Linked DNA regions of Homo sapiens: region 2 is linked to region 1. A link is a loop called in an ENCODE intact Hi-C map of the cell type or tissue named here. Cell type or tissue: HepG2. All regions are shown on one strand. Each heading gives the region's core, and the rest is flanking DNA. Links, peaks and the distances in the headings are about the cores only. Region 1 has its middle 64 kb from the start of MKKS. Region 2 has its middle 97 kb from the start of SNAP25-AS1.

What was found. A loop is a pair of places that touch in the nucleus more often than their neighbours do. Peaks named below come from ENCODE experiments on the same cell type or tissue, not always from the same donor. Only the 100,000 strongest peaks of a DNase experiment are listed, where the experiment ranks them.
Region 2: it touches region 1 in a loop (2.3-fold over the local background); 5 of 110 quality-filtered maps call a loop at or near these places.

What each region holds. Positions count from the first base shown.
Region 1 is chr20:10,366,007-10,374,345 of GRCh38, reverse strand. No RefSeq gene overlaps it. Among named protein-coding and RNA genes, the nearest start is that of MKKS, 64 kb to the left of the region's middle. In HepG2, for the core only: no CTCF peak of the experiment used is centred there; DNase peaks (open chromatin) are centred at 3,795, 5,509 and 6,285; H3K4me3 peaks cover 2,391 bases.
Region 2 is chr20:10,312,379-10,320,717 of GRCh38, reverse strand. No RefSeq gene overlaps it. Among named protein-coding and RNA genes, the nearest start is that of SNAP25-AS1, 97 kb to the right of the region's middle. In HepG2, for the core only: a CTCF peak has its summit at 3,877 (motif pointing left); a DNase peak (open chromatin) is centred at 3,887.

The DNA of each region.
Region 1 (8,339 bases), core at 307-8,306:
TGTTTCTAAATATGTTCCAAATTTAACCACATCTCTCTACCCACCACTGTCACCATTATTTATTGACTAAACTATTGCAAAGTCCTCCTAATTGGTCTTTTCACATCCACCCTTGCCTCATCCCACAGTCTGCTCTCAACACAGAGGGCAAAGAGAGTATGTTAAAAATTAGTTAATAAATAAATTAGATCATGTCATTTCTCAAACCCTCCAATGGCACTCTATCCCATTCAGAGTAAAATGCAAGGTTGTTAGTAAAACTTACAGACCTTACAAGGCCTAGTTCCCTTACCTCTCTGATTTCGTATTCCAACTTCATCTTTTTTTTTTTTTTGAGACAAAGTCTCGCTCTGTCACCCAGGTTGGAGTGTAGTGGCATAATCTTGGCTCATTGTAAGCTCTGCCTCCCGGGTTCATGCCATTCTCCTGCCTCAGCCTCCCAAGTAGCTGGGACTACAGGCACCCGCCACCACGTCCAGCTAATTGTTTGTATTTTTAGTAGAGATGGGGTTTCACCTTTTTAGCCAGGGTGGTCTTGATCTCCCAACCTCGTGATCCACCAGCCTCGGCCTCCCAAAGTGTCCAACTTCATCTTTTTATTCACTGCATTACAATCACAATGGCCTACTTCCTGTTCCTCCAGCATATCAGATACACTCCCACCTCAGGGCTATTGTACTAGCTGTTCTCTTTGCTTGGAATTTCACTCCCTTATACCCACATGGTTCACCCCTTGCTTAACTCAGATTACTACTCAAAATTCTGCTTTTTAGTAAGACTTTCACAGATCACCTTATTTAAAACTTCAAACCTCCTCCTTTCTGGATATTCATCGTATTCTTTCCTGCTTGATTTTTCTCCTTAGCTAGTATTACTATCTAACATACTATATATTTTACTCATTCAATGCCCAATTAGGAGCCAAATAAAATACTTTAAGCAATTTGGGAATTTGGAAAAGGGGGAGATTCATAAGGCAAGACTTCATGGAGTGGGAGGATTTGAGCGGACTTTTGAAGAAATGAGTGGGCTTTGAATAGTCAATGAGACGTGTACGGGTAAGAAAGTTAATACCTTTTGAGAAATGCAAATCAAAACCACAATGAGATACCATCTCACACCAGTTAGAATGGCAATCATTAAAAAGTCAGTAAACAACAGGTGCTGGAGAAGATGTGGAGAAATAGGAACACTTGTACACTGTTGGTGGGACTGTAAACTAGTTCAACCATTGTGGAAGTCAGTGTGGCGATTCCTCAGGAATCTAGAACTAGAAATACCGCTTGACCCAGCCATCCCATTACTGGGTATATACCCAAAGGACTATAAATCATGCTGCTATAAAGACACATGCACACATATGTTTATTGCGGCACTATTCACAATAGCAAAGACTTGGAACCAACCCAAATGTCCAACAATGATAGACTGGATTAAGAAAATGTGGCACATATACACCATGGAATACTATGCAGCCATAAAAAATGATGAGTTCATGTCCTTTGTATGGACATGGATGAAATTGGAAATCATCATTCTCAGTAAACTATCGCAAGGACAAAAAACCAAACACCGCATGTTCTCACTCATAGATGGGAATTGAACAATGAGAACACATGGACACAGGAAGGGGAACTTCACACTCTGGGGACTGTTGTCGGGGGGAGGAGGGGGGGAGGGAGAGCATTAGGAGATGTACCTAATGCTAAATGACGAGTTAATGGGTGCAGCACACCAGCATGGCACATGTATACATACGTAACTAACCTGCACATTGTGCACATGTACCCTAAAACTTAAAGTATAATAATAATAAAGAAAAAGAAAAAAAGAAGTTAATACCTTTTCCTCACCCATTGCAGGGGTCATAGCTGACACGTCTATAACAAAAGACAGATTAACAAGAGAAAAATGTAACAAATGTATTTAATCAAAGTTTTATATGACATGGAATCTTCAGAAATGAAGACCGAAAGATGCAGGGAAAACTGTATTTTTAGGCTAAGTCTGATGAAATAAGTGGATAGCTGAGGAGAAACATGACTGGACAAAAAGTGCATGATCTAGTAATAAACTGAGGAGGAAATTCAGCAAAGTCTCTTTGTTCAGCTTCTTCTTGGTCTCTCTGTGTAGCATTCCTTTCCCCAGGACATCTGTCATATGAGAGTATTATGATCTACTTTCAGGAAAGGTAGGTCATAAGGTCTTATGGCTTGCTTTGGGGAAGAAAAAGGGGTGAGAGACAGGATGGGGGGAGAAGATCAGGGAAACCTTCTAGCTTCTGAGGTCCTTCCTATCTCCTTCAGCTCAAAAATACTCAGTGTTCCAAAAAGTATCACAATACTTTGTAATACTGTGTTCTGAGTCCTGACCAGAGAAAGGGAGTAGTCCACATAAGAGAAGGTGTAAGCTATTTTCCTGAGATTTTTGGATGCAAAAAGATCTGACCTCTTAGTAAGTAGAGGATTTCAGTACTTTTTTAAAAAATTGGCACCTCCTTGAATGCAAGAACTATTTAATCTCTGTGTTCTCAAATTTTATCTATCTGGCATGGAATAGAAATTTAATAAATGTTGGGTGGATTATTCAATGAATAAATGGATGGATGGATAAATAGAAGATGGAGGTAGGAATGAATAAGGGATGGGTAGATGGATCAGTGGGTCAATGGATCAACAGATCAAAGGATAGATGAGCAGGCAGATGACACAAACTCTTGCATTCAGCTGCTTCCTGTTTAAATGACATTTGTCTCTAACCATAAAGATGATTCTACACTAGTGGATCAAAAGACTCAGATAATTTTGACCTACAACTGAAAAAAATCTTTCAAACAAACTATAAGACATTTTCACTTTTCTTTATGCTACTTCTACAGGTTCAGTCACTGGAAAACTTTCTATATTGGAAACTAAAGTTCCCTGTCATGCAATTCAAAACTAGACTGTGAAACAAAAGCTGATTATTAATTTCTTGGTCTAATCTTTATATGTATTTGGTAGGGAAAATGATAATTATCTTCATTATATAAGTGAAGCAAGTCAAAATATCATGCTTTGTGAATTCCAAGATGCTCATTTTTTCCCTCACATTTTAATATCTCTGAAATAAAGATGTATCTTCACACATCAATGGTGTTTTAGTATTGTGTCATAGTTTAATTGGCAGCATTTTTTCTCTCCTGGTGGCATTTTTTAAATGGTTTATTTGATAAGCATTGGTGTCTTAGAGCCATGAAACAAGATCAATAATTATCTCAACGTGTCAAACCCAGTCTATGGTGGAAGTGGGACTGGAACTAAGATTTCCTCAGTTTTTAACCAGTGTTTTAAAGACTAGATGAAATTTACACTAAAAAATGGAGCCCTTGGCAAATTGCTTTTATACCATACCTTATAAATTTAAAGAAACTATCATTCTCCTCTTCATGTCTCCCATTTGATGTTACAAGGGAAGAAATGTTGAGTTTCAGAGACAATATCTTATGATAATTTTCCTGCAGCTGGTACCTCGCCTAATGTTGCCAAATATAGCAAATAAAAATACAGGAATGTTCCACATGTTGGATATGTTGGGGTTCATAAAACAACACCCCTAAATATGGCTCTTTGGCGTGCAGAACAAAGGAAGCAGCCTCAATATCTCTCTGATCTCACCAACCACCCCGATCCTGTCTCTCAACACTTCTCACAAAGCACAAGATGAGGTTATTCTCTGAAATTCCCTTATCTGCCTAGAAACCAGACATACCAAAAAATTGCACAATTGCCTTTGATTTCTTCCCTGAAATTCATCAACCAGAGAAGAGATAAACTCATATCACAGAGAAAGAGACTGAACATTAAACACCATGTCTAGAGCCCAGGCAAACTTTGTCCCAAACCATTGTTTGTTCTCAGGTCCCAATCAATTTCCAAAGAGAATCATTTACAAGATACTGCCTGCCACCCAGGTCCATTCATTCCGCACTAAAAATTATTCACTCCTATATCCCCATCTCCTCTTCCCCTATGAAGACGGGCATATATGCATCTGGACCTCACTGGGTTATTTGAGTAATCATCCTCCAGAATTCCCCTGTGCTTATGCATGTTAAATAAGTTTGTATGTCTTATTCTCCTACTAATCTGCCTATTGCCAGCTAATTTTCAGCAAACCTTTGGAAGGCACACGGAGGGGAAGCCTTCTTTTGTCCCGTATATTTGGAACAGACGCTGAAAAATAATGTATTGTTAATCTGAAATTCAAATTTAACTGAACATCCTGTATTTAATCTGGCAACCCTAACCTCACCCAACTTTCACAAGAAAGGAAATCAACAGACTGGTTTAACTTTCCACAAGATTCCACAAGAGTGCCAAGCAGGGGAGCTGGGCAGGGAGGTTGGGGCTTCTCCAGTGGGGTGGAAGGGCATTGTCTGACCCATGATCTTGGGAGCTCCGCTGATTCATTTCTTAAGATTCGTGCTGGAAGTGTGCCAAAACTCATTTCGGTTGAATGCTAACTGGCCTAGTGTTTAAATAAATATCAGACTGAAGCCAACTATCACCAACTTAGAAGGAACTTCCGGGGTAGACTGTTCTCTTTTAAAACTCATAGGTGGAATGGAATTTAATCATGAAATAAAAATACAGTTTTTAAAGGTTATTTTAATGTCATGAATAATAATCTAATAATTCTGCAAAGATTTCAAATATGTTTTACATATAATCCTTTTATTCTGCCTTCCATTCTTATTTAAAATTGTGTAAACATTTGTTGGTTCAAAAAGGATGGAGTGTTCCTAAAGTTATCTAGTAGAGGCATTCTCTCTTTGTAACTTTATTTTGTAGAGACAGGGTCTTGCCCCATTGCCCGGGCTGGAGTGCAGTGGCACCATCACAGCTCAGTGCAACCTGGAACTCCTGGGCTCACGTAATCCTCCTGCTTCAGCCTTCTGAGTAGCTGGGGCTACAGGTGCATGCCACCACACCTGGCCAAGACATTCTCTTTTACTAGATTTCTATTAGCTGCTGATCTTGCTTGACTTAACTACTTGAAAGCTTTAAATTATTGATTTTGTAGGTAAAATCCTCAGCTTTCACAATCACTAATTATAGTAGCACTTTAAACTCCTACAATAATGAATATATATTTATACTCCAACTTACTGATAGCATTTTAACATATAAAGGTTACAAGGAGATTTTTCACACCAGGTTATATCTAAATGATCTAGATGCTTACCTCTATTCAAAAATGAATATTCAGATATTAATGATAGATCTGAAATATGTACAATAATTATATATAAATAAAAATAAAAATAAATAATACTCCTGAAAGAATGGCATGCTTGTTTTATTTAATTTTTTCTTGAAAACACTGAAAATGTGGTCCTGCATCAGCCGCATTACTTGGGAGGAATTCACAGGCTCTCAGGCCCACTCCAGGCTTTCAAAATCAGACCCTCTGAGGGTGGGGCTGTGTTTAACTAGCCCTGCAGGATACGCAAGTTGAAGTTTAAAAAGCCCTGACCTTGCAACAGAAGGACCTGGCAGCTGGTTAGAAATGCTGGATCTCAATCCCAACCCAACCTAAGGAACTGGAATCTGCATTTTAACAAGATGCCCTGGTGATTTGTGTGTACCGGTAAGTCTGAGACACGCTGCCCTAGAAAATACTGTAACTGAAAGTTGTGTTTTATTCGCTGTCTCTAACCAGCTGATGCTGATGAGGAGCCTTCTAAGTAGGAGGTAAATGGGTACCATCCCTCTGAAAAACCCAGTCTTTTATGAAATCCACACCAAACCCATTCCTGGAACTAAGTTCTTATCACCTGCTTCAGACACATCAAGTTTGCCAAGGCTGGGCATGGTGGCTCACGCCTGTAATCTCAGCACTTTGGGAGGCTGAGGTGGGCAGATTACCTGAGGCTGGGAGTTTGAGACCAGCCTGACAAACATGGAGAAACCCCGTCTCTACTAAAAATACAAAATTAGCTGGGTGTGGTGGCGCACGTCTGTAATACCAGCTACTTGGGAGGCTGAGGCAGGAGAATCATTTGAGCCCAGGAGGCGGAGTTTGCGGTGAGCCGAGATTGTGCCATTGCACTCCAGCCTGGGTAACGAGAGGAAAATCCGGCTAAAAAAAAAACAAAAAACCTAAAATTTGCCAAAAGACTAATATTTTATTTTCTCTTCTTTCTGACCTGATGACGCCTCTCCCCAGTGTGTTGAGTTGCATTCCCCATCCACCCCCTTACTTTACCACTAGGAAAAAGATCTGATGTGTGAGGGTCAGAGTCCTGTAGACAGCTAGAAATTGACTTTTAAGTTTGAACTCTAGGTTAAATATTGATTGATTTTGATCTCTCAACCTAACACAGTCTTTGGGAGAAATTATTTGTGTTTAACCACTCTTATGGCCATAAGACTATTGCTTAAATTTAACCCCAATCCCTCCAGCAGCTGAACAAGTTTATCTCCATTATAGAAGAAAATTCTTGATTACAGCTCTGCAATCCCAGATGTGCTTTGGAATTTGAAATTTTTGGATTGTAGAAAGATAATACAGTGCATATATTGCATATTGCATTCCATCTCCAGGGGGATCTAAAGCAGCATCCTGTAATAAACACATTTAAGTCTCTGCAATAAAACACAAAAATTCACAGTAAGTGAGATAAACTGACATTATAAACAGCCTCATGTGAGTTCCGGTTTTCCATTCAGTTTAAGAAAAAACTTAGTTTTCACAGCTTTTTCTATTTGGACAGTATGGATAAGAGAGTGTGGATTCCAAGAACAAGGTACAAGTTGGTGTAAAAAATTAAAGGGAATGAGCACCAACTGGGAAAAGCTGAAGGGAAACAAATGAACAACAGCAGTGGTAGACACTGAAAAAGCTCATTTAACAGATTTCTTTCCACAAGCAAGCTGCATGTAGATGAAAATTCTTGCTCTTCGGGGGCCAGGCTCAGATTCCCAACCAGGAGACCTTGCAACAAAAATGAGACTGATTTGGATTGGGAGATAAAGTTTAAGGGAGAATGGAATGAGGGAAATAATAAAGAGCTATGGGAACACCTAGAAATGGCACTGCGTATGTGAGCTAATTATTTCCAAGGCTGATTCATTTCCCAGTTCACAGCTGACTCCCTTTTATTCCCCTCATTCTTTTAATTCATCTTTGTCCATGTGCTGAGTGGTGGATGGGTCAGGATGCCTTGGCCCACCCTCAAATAGACCCAATGTTTTTGTAGCCTTTTAGAAATCTCTGGCAGAGCGTGGCTCACATCCATAATCCCAGCACTTTAGGAGGCTAAGGCAAAAGGATCACTTGAGCCTGGGGGTTCAAGACTAGCCTGGTCAACATAGTGAGATCCTGTCTCTATAAAAATAAATTTAAAAGAAAATAAAAATAAATCTCATGGCCTCTTCTTAGATCTTTTAATTTTACATCCCAAATCCTCAGTTCCGCTCTGCTCTTTGTTTTTCTTCAGAGGGAGAAGAGAGGGATCTCTTGGGTCTCCTCTGATTATTTAATTGGCCTTTGGTCAAGGATCATAACAGGTTAGTGGAAAGGAGACGGAAAGTGGAAGGCTGTGGCCCTCCTTTAAGAAGCATGGTGCTGGTCAGGCGCAGTGGCTCATGCCTGAAATCCCAGCACTTTGGAAGGCCGATGCAGGCAGATCACTTGAGCTCAGAAGTTCAAGACCAGCCTGGGCAACATGACAAAACCATGTCTCCACAAAAAATACAAAAATTAGCCAGGAGTGGTGGCACATGCCCGTAGTCCCAGCTACTTGGGAGGCTGAAGTTATGGGGGCATCGCTTGAGCCAGGGAGTTTGAGGCTGCGGTAAGCTGAGATCGCACCACAGCAATCCAGCCTGGGCAACAAAGCCAGACCCTGTCTCAAAAAAGAAGAAAGGTAAAAAAGGTTAAAAAGAAGCATGGTGCTTTTCTTTCTCAGCATGTTCCTGAGGATTTTCTTTTTACCATCATCTTTTAAAGAGTGAATCTAACCTGAGATCTGACAAAGATAGGTTAAATATTCAAGAGCAAATCATTTCTTCCTCACAAATACCTTCCTGAATAGAAAAACAAAGCACCTCAGAAGTCTATATCACTTTTAAGATAGTCACAGGGTTTTTTGTAATGTAAATTTTGTTAATGAGTGGCATACATAGAGAAAAGTGCACAAATCCTAAGTGGACAGAGAGATGACAATGACATCATAAGAAATGTGTATTTGGTCTCTGCTCACAGTTCCTGGCACAGGGCTTCTGAAACTCTTGTAATTTCCTGAGTGATAAGGGTGCTAGGAGCATTTTTCATTACAATGTAGTTGTCCTTCG
Region 2 (8,339 bases), core at 135-8,134, 53 kb after region 1:
ATACTTATTGTTGTAGGCCACTGAGATTTCATGATTACTTGTTATGCAGCAATAGGAACAGACACAAGTTTACAGTGTCATAAAAGAGACAAACATAATGAAAAAATTTGCAAAGCAACATATAATAAATATTATACTTGAAGATTGTATAGGGTGCTCTGAGAAGAGTGAAATGGGAGTGTTTAAATCTGCCTTGGGAAGTTGAACACTTCAGTTGCCTGAATAAAGTCCCCAAGATGAGCAGGTATTTGCCAAGGTGGGGTGGGAAAAGCACATCCTTTCAGATACTGCAACTATCTTAGTAAATTGGAGAGCAATAGTAATGGATGAGTCCTAATTGGTGGCAGCCACTGGATCAGGAATAGCTTCATACATAGTGCTAGAATTTTCACTTCATCTTAAAGGTAACTATTGGAGGATTGAAGAGGCATAAACTGATCAGACTGATGGTTTTTTAACCATGGTCTGGGAGTGGTATGAAGGGTGAAGTGAGACCCAAGCAGGAACTGGGTAGGCTCATACTGAGTGTGTGCTCTCCCAGATATGGCCATGGGAAAGGAGGGGGCAGAGGAAAGAGATATTCGGAGGTGGCATAGACAAGACGCGGTGACTGATTTAATGAGGGGGTGGTTCCTGGCTTCAGTCCCAAGGCAGAGAAGTTTAGAAGGGGGCGGTGGTGAGCATGTCATGGTGGTTCATGATGAGTTTGAAGTGCCTGTGGGTGAGCTAGAAGGAGGTGTTTAGTAGGCAGGCAGAAATGTGGTTTTGGGCCTCAGAAGAGGAGCCTGCAGCAGGCATCTAGGTTTGGGAATCATTTGCATAAAGGTAGTAGCTGAAGCTATTATAGGCAAGGTTGGGTTTGTATACTTTGAGAAGCAAACCCAATTTAGTATCTTAGGGAAATGCAGACACCTAAAATATGTGCAGAGGAAGAAAAACCGAAGGAGATTGACAAAGAGCAGCCAGAGACGACCCAGGGGAAAGCAGTTTTGCAAAAACAGATGAAAGAGTTTTTTTTTAAGTTGGAGGTTAACAATATCAAATATCCCAGGAGACCAGAGTAGCTGAGGATTGAAAAATTTTACTTCTTTGTTTTGTGCCCAGAAAGTATGATGAATTTTATGGTGACCTGAGTGAGGGTTTCATAAAGGTCAAGAAGGATGGAAGATAGACTGTAGAGAATGGACAGGAAAACTGAGAGTCAAGAAATGAAAACCACAATGGTTATTAACTGCTGCATGATATTTGAACTATCCATGGTTTCTTGGTCTTAGCACTGACTTTAGCCATGGATGGGTAGACAATTCTGTGCAGGCTTTGACTCACTTCAAGCAGGAGGCATCTTGCCTTTAGTGTGTACCTTGGGTTTTCCTTTTTGTCTCAGGGCTTCTTCAATGCTATGGGCATCAATGAGAGTTTGCTCGACCCTGTGGATGCAAGCGTGGCAGTGTGGGGAAATTAATACCTCTAGAAATAACCCTTTAGGTACAGGGATGAAAGCTGATTAATAAATGCTCCTGCCACCCATCTTTTGGGTGGCCAATACTGAGAGGCATTCTGTACACTTCTCAGAGGTCCCATGGAATTGAGCCCCATTGCCCAGAGTGGTGACCTTGACAACAATGCTTACGGTGGCCTTTCTTTCTTAAAAGATCTCTTACTCTGGCTCTCTGAGATCACCTCTTAAATAAACTACCTGAATCCAAGAGCATATGTCAGTCTCTGTTTTGAGAGCATCTAAACCAAAAAGGAAATATTTTAGACACTAGTGATTTAAGACGATTACGTACATATCAACAGGTACTCACTCACTGCACCCATTCTCCCAACTACAGCTCCTGCTACTTAGGTAGCCATGTTTTGTGTCACATGACCAACTTCTCCATCAATAGCTCATTGGACCAAAGGTGAGCACATGACTGAGCTCAGCCAATCCAAACATAGGCTGCTCAGCAACCTATGATGTTGCCTGTTGTGAACCTAAGCGGGGGAACTAACTGGATTCCTTTCTGTGGGAATTTCAGTAGAAAACATCTCAAGAATGAGGGAGAAAAGCAATGAAAGCAGAAGCTGAAAGGTTGAGATGAAAAAAGTAAATGGAGAAAACATGGTTGGTTCTCTTTAGCCAACATTATGAGGTAGCCAAACTGGTGAGAATATAAAGACAAACAGATAGAAGTGGAAGTACCACATAGCCGTTAAGCAAGAGGAAGAGAAGACTCCATGACTCTCTAATTTCAATTCTTCTGTGTGACCTTCACCACAAGCTTCCTTTTGCTTGAGGGACGTTTAGTAAGACTGTTTCATGCAGCTACAACAGCCTCAGTAGAGTCAGTGTGACTGGAGAAAGATACCTATGGAGAGGGAATGTGTTTGAAGCCCTCACTCATTGCTCCAAACCAACACTCTACCCTTTTCCACCCTGTTCTGGGTCTTGGAAGTGCCAATTTGTGTGGACCTCATTACTGACTCCCATCCACTAGCTTCTGGTAGGCTTTGGCCCTTGGGAGCCATCAGAAAGGCAAGAAATCAGACGGCAGGAGTAGAGGGATACTGGTATTTATTTTCAGTTTTCTCTCTCCACGTTGCCCTAGGTTGGCTCCATCCCTTCACCAAAGGCCACAGCTCCAGCCAGACGGTGTCCTCTCCATGGAAAACTACCTTTTCTAGGCTCAGGGAAACAGCTCCCTTTCCTTGCCTCTTTGGGACTAGGGATGGGAAGGGCCCCCACTGTTGCTAGTCCCAAGGGACTGCACTCTCCTCCTTGGTTTCTCTAAACCTGCCCACACCTTTATAAAGAGTCGCTGTTATTAAAGTCCTGTTACATTACCCAGGCATTCTAAGAGCCTGACTGATACAGGAAGGCAGTACAGCATAGATGGGAAGGGACATTTTGAAACTGGAGGGACAGGAAATGAAAGTGGTTTATGCCTTATAATTGCAGACCGTGGTGCTGTACTACTGCAGGGAGCATTTTTCACATTGGGAAGCAATTATGTAACCTATGCCTATATATATATATTTGTCATTTTGGTAACTATTTTGAACTTCCTTGTTGAGATATAACATACATACAGAAAAGTGCACATGTAACATATTACACAGATCAGTAAACTTTCACTAACTGAACACGCCCATGTAACCAGCGCCTATATCAAGAAGCAGGATTACTAGCATCCCAGAAGCTTCCCTTGCATCTTTAGTCACTAACCATTTCCCCCAAGGATTACCACTATTCTAGCTTCTAACACTATGGACTCATTTATCCTGTTTCTGAACTTTATACACATGGAATGGAACAACGTGCTCTCTTTTGTATTTGGCTTCTTCCATCCTATATTGAGATAATAAGACTTACGTATGTTGCTTCAGCATGTAGTTGTAGTTTACTTATTCTCTTTACTGTAGGTGTTCTATGTGAAAACAACCAAAATTTATGTCTTCATTCTATTGTTGATGGGCATGTGGATAAATGCCAGTTTGAGCTACAAACATTCTAGTACCTGTCTTTGGGTGAACAAAAGTATATACAGTTGACCCTTGAACAACCTGGGTTTGAACTGCACAGATCCACTTACATGTGGATTATTTTCAACCAAATGGGGATGGAAAATACAGTGTTCATATGATGCAAAGCTCAAGGATACAAAGGGCTGGCTTTTTCTATACTCAGGTTTCACAGGACTGACTTCAAGACTTGAGTATACACAGATTTGGGTAGAAGCAGAAGTCCTAGAACTAATCCCTTGCCTATACAAAAGGACCACTGTATTTCTGTTTAATAGATACTTAAGAATGGAATTGCCAAGTCAGTGTATGCATACAGCTTTAGTACATACAGCCAAATGGTTTTCTAAAGTGGTTATACCAGTTTACACTGCCACCTGCTGGGCGTGAGAACTTCAATGGGATCATACATTTTCCGTGGTACCAGTCCAGGATTTTCCTGTGTTCCCAAGGACCCCAGGCCTAAGGAGGGGTCAGGCAGAGAACTCTATTGATCCAGAGTTTGGGATTTATAGTCCAGGATTGAAGGGCAAAACAGGGAAGATGTGACCCAAGAGTGGAGGCTGTCACACACTGGAGCTCTTGGCAGGATTGGAAATTGGGGTCATTGAGAGAAAACTTAGAAGCAGACATTAGAAGTTTAGGTTAGTTTGAAGGGCAAGTGCAAAGACATAAGAAAGAACATGAGAGAGTGAAGGTATGACTATTTTGGTTAGAGAATGACATATATGGAGTTTAAGATTGCTGAACTTTGGAGCAGTGTTGGATGAGCTGAGACCCAGGATGAGAACAGCTTTGTGGTGTAGGAGGGTGTACTCAAGGGCAACTTGGTGATGGCTGTGAGAATAAAGAAAGAGAGAGCAAACAAGGAACAGGTTATTTCGGGAAGATGAACTAGAAATAGCCTGAAGAGGCAAGGGAGAGCTGAGTTTGTAAACAGCCTCTGTCCTCCAATCCTTCAGAAACCATTGTTATTTAAAAGCTTCTTTTTATACTTTTTTCTCTAGTTCCTTTTTTTTTTTGGACAGAGTCTTGCTCCAGGCTGGAGTGCAGTGGTGCCATCTCGGCTCACTGCAACCTCTGCCTCCCGGCTTCAAGCGATTCTCCTGCCTCTGCCTCCCGAGTAGCTAGGACTATAGGCACCGGCCACCACACCCGGATAAGCTTTGTATCTTTTGTAGAGACAGGGTTTTACCGTGTTGGCCAGGCTGATCTCGAACTCTTGTTCTTTTTTAACTAATAATGGCAGTTCTCCTCATTCTCTTCCGTGTTACCATTTTGTCAAAATTGCTTGACTCTATCTTCTTTGGTGTTCCTTTTCCTTTTCTTCCTCTTCATGCTAAACTATCTGGTTCATTGCCTCTGGGTCTTTAGGATTAAAAGAAACAAAACCAAAAACAAACCAAAAAACACCTTTCCTGATATTATTATCTGTCATCCAAAACCTTAGATCTACTACCAATATTTAGAATATTTATATATTAATATTTCCATCTACTCTTGAGTTCATCTTATTTGTCCTCTAAATTATTCTAGAACAGAGGCTTTTAAAGATTTCTTTCTCTCTCTCTCTCTCTTTTTTTTTTGCCTCTTCTTTTTTAACAGTGAATGCTTTCAAACAAAATCTTCGATGAAACCCTATATATGGAACAGGCGAATGTGGAGCTGCTGTTACTGTATGCAACCTGAACAATGAGATGCAGTACCCTGGGTAGGTGCCCTGCTTGTGTGGTCTCTCCCTCTTTTCCCTCCCACAGTAGATGCTTCTTAAACACGCCTTCTAATTTTCTTGTCCCTGTCTCTTATTCGACCCACAACAGTGGCAATCAGTTTCATACAGGGTCCAACCAGCCTTACGGAAGTGTGAGCTGACTGTCCCCACTGCAGCCCCACCCCTCCCTTCTGCCCTGGAATTTTTCTAGTCCTCTGGTGCAGGACATTCTTGCAAATAACCCGTTGTCATCCATGCACACAACCCAGAACAGGGAAGTAAACACCCTGCCCTGTGGTAATCTTTAAGGTATATAAATGAAGGTTCTGAGAGTAGAAATTTACGTGGGCCATTGTCACAATCAAATTGATAATTGTGGAAAACAAAGTGTGGCAATCCTTGACCAGAAAGAGTTGGGAGTTGAGGGGCAAATGCAGCTCCCTTTCTTGTCCCAGGCAGATGGTCCTAATATGCATTTCCTAGGCTTCCCAGCTGTCTCACAGAATCAAACGTGCAGGTGGCTAACTCCATAACTCATGCCTCCATTGGCTTTCCAATGACTTTTTTCACCATTCACTTCTTCATCCCTCATTCCTGCTCCCTGGAGTCACAGTTCCAGATAAACTACTTAAACTTATTCCTCTATTTCAGGCTTTGTTTCCTAAGGAAGCAACCTGTAACATCCCCTAACTTGAGAAAAGCACTTCCAAGGTACTCCAAAGTTTCTTCTTGGTTTGAAATCATTGCTCTGGAATAAAATTATGTTGAGATAGTTGGAAGAGCTATCTTGACTAAAGAACTGTTAATTATTTTCAGCGCTGAGTAGGTTATTTGCATTTAATGTATATAAATGAAAGCCCTGAGAGTAGAAATTTAAATAGGGCATTGTCGTGGTCAAATCAATCTGCATTGAAAACAAAGTGAATTTTTAGTGGAGTGGTATAAAAGCTCTAGCCCCTTGGAGAGTCTGTTTGGTCTAGTTTGGAGTTTTGCCTTTAATAACAAATGAAAGTACAGATTTAGGTCTCTAGGGCTTTCTATCTCCACAGCCTCTGGATGTTTAAAAACACATACCATTAGCACTTGCCTCATCTTTCCTAAACTGGCAGTTGTCACGGTTCCTTTAAAGAAGTACAACAGTTCCTCGGAAGATAGCAGCCACTTCCCACACCCCACACCCCCAGACACCCAGGATATATCTTGTGTATACTTAAGTTGTCTCTGACACACATAATTTCTTTTTCAACCCTGAGTAATCAGTCCTTTTTGTCCCCTTAGTAAAGAGAACACTGTATTTTTGTACAGAAAAGGTGGGGAGGAAAGGAAAATAAAAGAAAGACCCCTTTCCTCCCTAAATTTCAGCGCAAATTTCCACAAAATAGCAACAAATAAAAGATAGAAAGGAAAATAAACACAGAATTGTCCAGAATAAGGGTATTTGTCAAGTGCTAATTGAGGATCCAGTTTTATTTGTACATTTTGAAATGTTTTCTTTCAAGTTCTGGGTATTTAGGGGTTAATGATGTGGCTGAAACCCTATTGCTTTGAATACGAGGGATTAGTTTTGTTGTTTCAGGATTAAGGTCAGTCTTATCAAGAGGCTGTCAGCAGCCACCCTCAGCCCTAGCTACAATCACTCTGCTCATGGTTCTCAAATCCTCCGTTGGGCTGCTGGACCACTGAGCCCCGTGATTTTTCTTTTGAATACCATTAAAGGGGAAGGATACTGGCATGTGCCCACTCTAACAAACACAGAGAGTTCACCTTAACTTTTTGTTTTCATAAGTGTCTAGGGTCAAAGAGGAGAGAAGAATTCCATACACCTCTTTGAGGTTGTAGTAGATTGATTGCAAAGACAGGCATACTATTCACCAATCTCTGTATGCACACTCTTTGCAATGAGACTGAAGAATTTTTCAACAAGAGGCAGAGCATATTTCTCTATTTCTTGGATCTGGACAGGTCTTGTGACTTGCTTTGGCCAATAGGATGTGGCAGAGGTGAAAATCTTAGCCCTCAAGATAAGTTGCATGCTTCCAATCTCTTTTTTTGGACTCCTGACTTTGTCATGAGAACAAACCTTGGCTCCCTGCTGGAGAATGAGAGACTTCATAGAGAAGAAGCCTCAGCCAATAGCTGGCCAACTCCCAGAAGCTGAGCTACCCAGTGGGCTGTAGCTGACCACAGTCACATGAGGAGCCCAGCAGAGACTGGAAGAACTGCCAGCCAAGCTTATCCCCAAATGCCAAACTGCAGAATTGCAAGCTAAATAAATATTTATTATTTTAAGACACTGTGTTTTGGGGCAGTTTGTTACATAGTAGTAGCTAACTGATGACAGAAGTTCATAGCCTCCACCATATTCCTTGAATATTTTGCCTGGTTTCCCTTATTATCATTAACAGTACTGGCAAAAATGATAACAATAGGTAACAGTAAGATAGAACTGTGGAGCGTAAAAGTCGTTTGGGCTCATAGTAACATTTGGGGAAGTATTCCTATTTTCTGCACATGAACAATAGAGAAAACAGTATTAATGCCCTTGACCTTGATGACTTTTGGGTAATGGTCAGAGACTGAATTTTAATGGTGAAAAATTCAGTACCCCCACTGCTACAATTGGGAACATGGAGATACTTGGGCAGTTTATTGGTAGACCTGACAAAGGTATGAAACATAGTTGATGTGAAATTAATTTACTTAAACCTAAGATGAAGTCCAGTGAGTACAACCTATGCACATGCATGTGATAAGTGAATTTTCTAATTAAAAGTAGCAAGAGAGGCCTGTTTCTGACCCTGATGGTGCTGATTTTGTTTCCTTTCACCTTAATCATCATCTTAGTGGTATGGAAGATTTACAAGGCAATTTAATGAACATTATCCTCGTTGATATTCCCAACCACCCTGTGGAATCAGTAAGGCAAGCATCGTGATGTCCATTTTGCTTATCCATAGACTAAAACTCAGAGAAGTCTTAATCAAGACTCCTGATTGAATTCTCTTTCCACAGCATGTCCATGCTACCCTTTAGTGTGCAATTTTGTGGGAGGCAGAACATTGCCTTTTACTATAAACTTTCATTTCTCCAACCCTTGTTTGGGGAGGGTGTAGTGATGCTT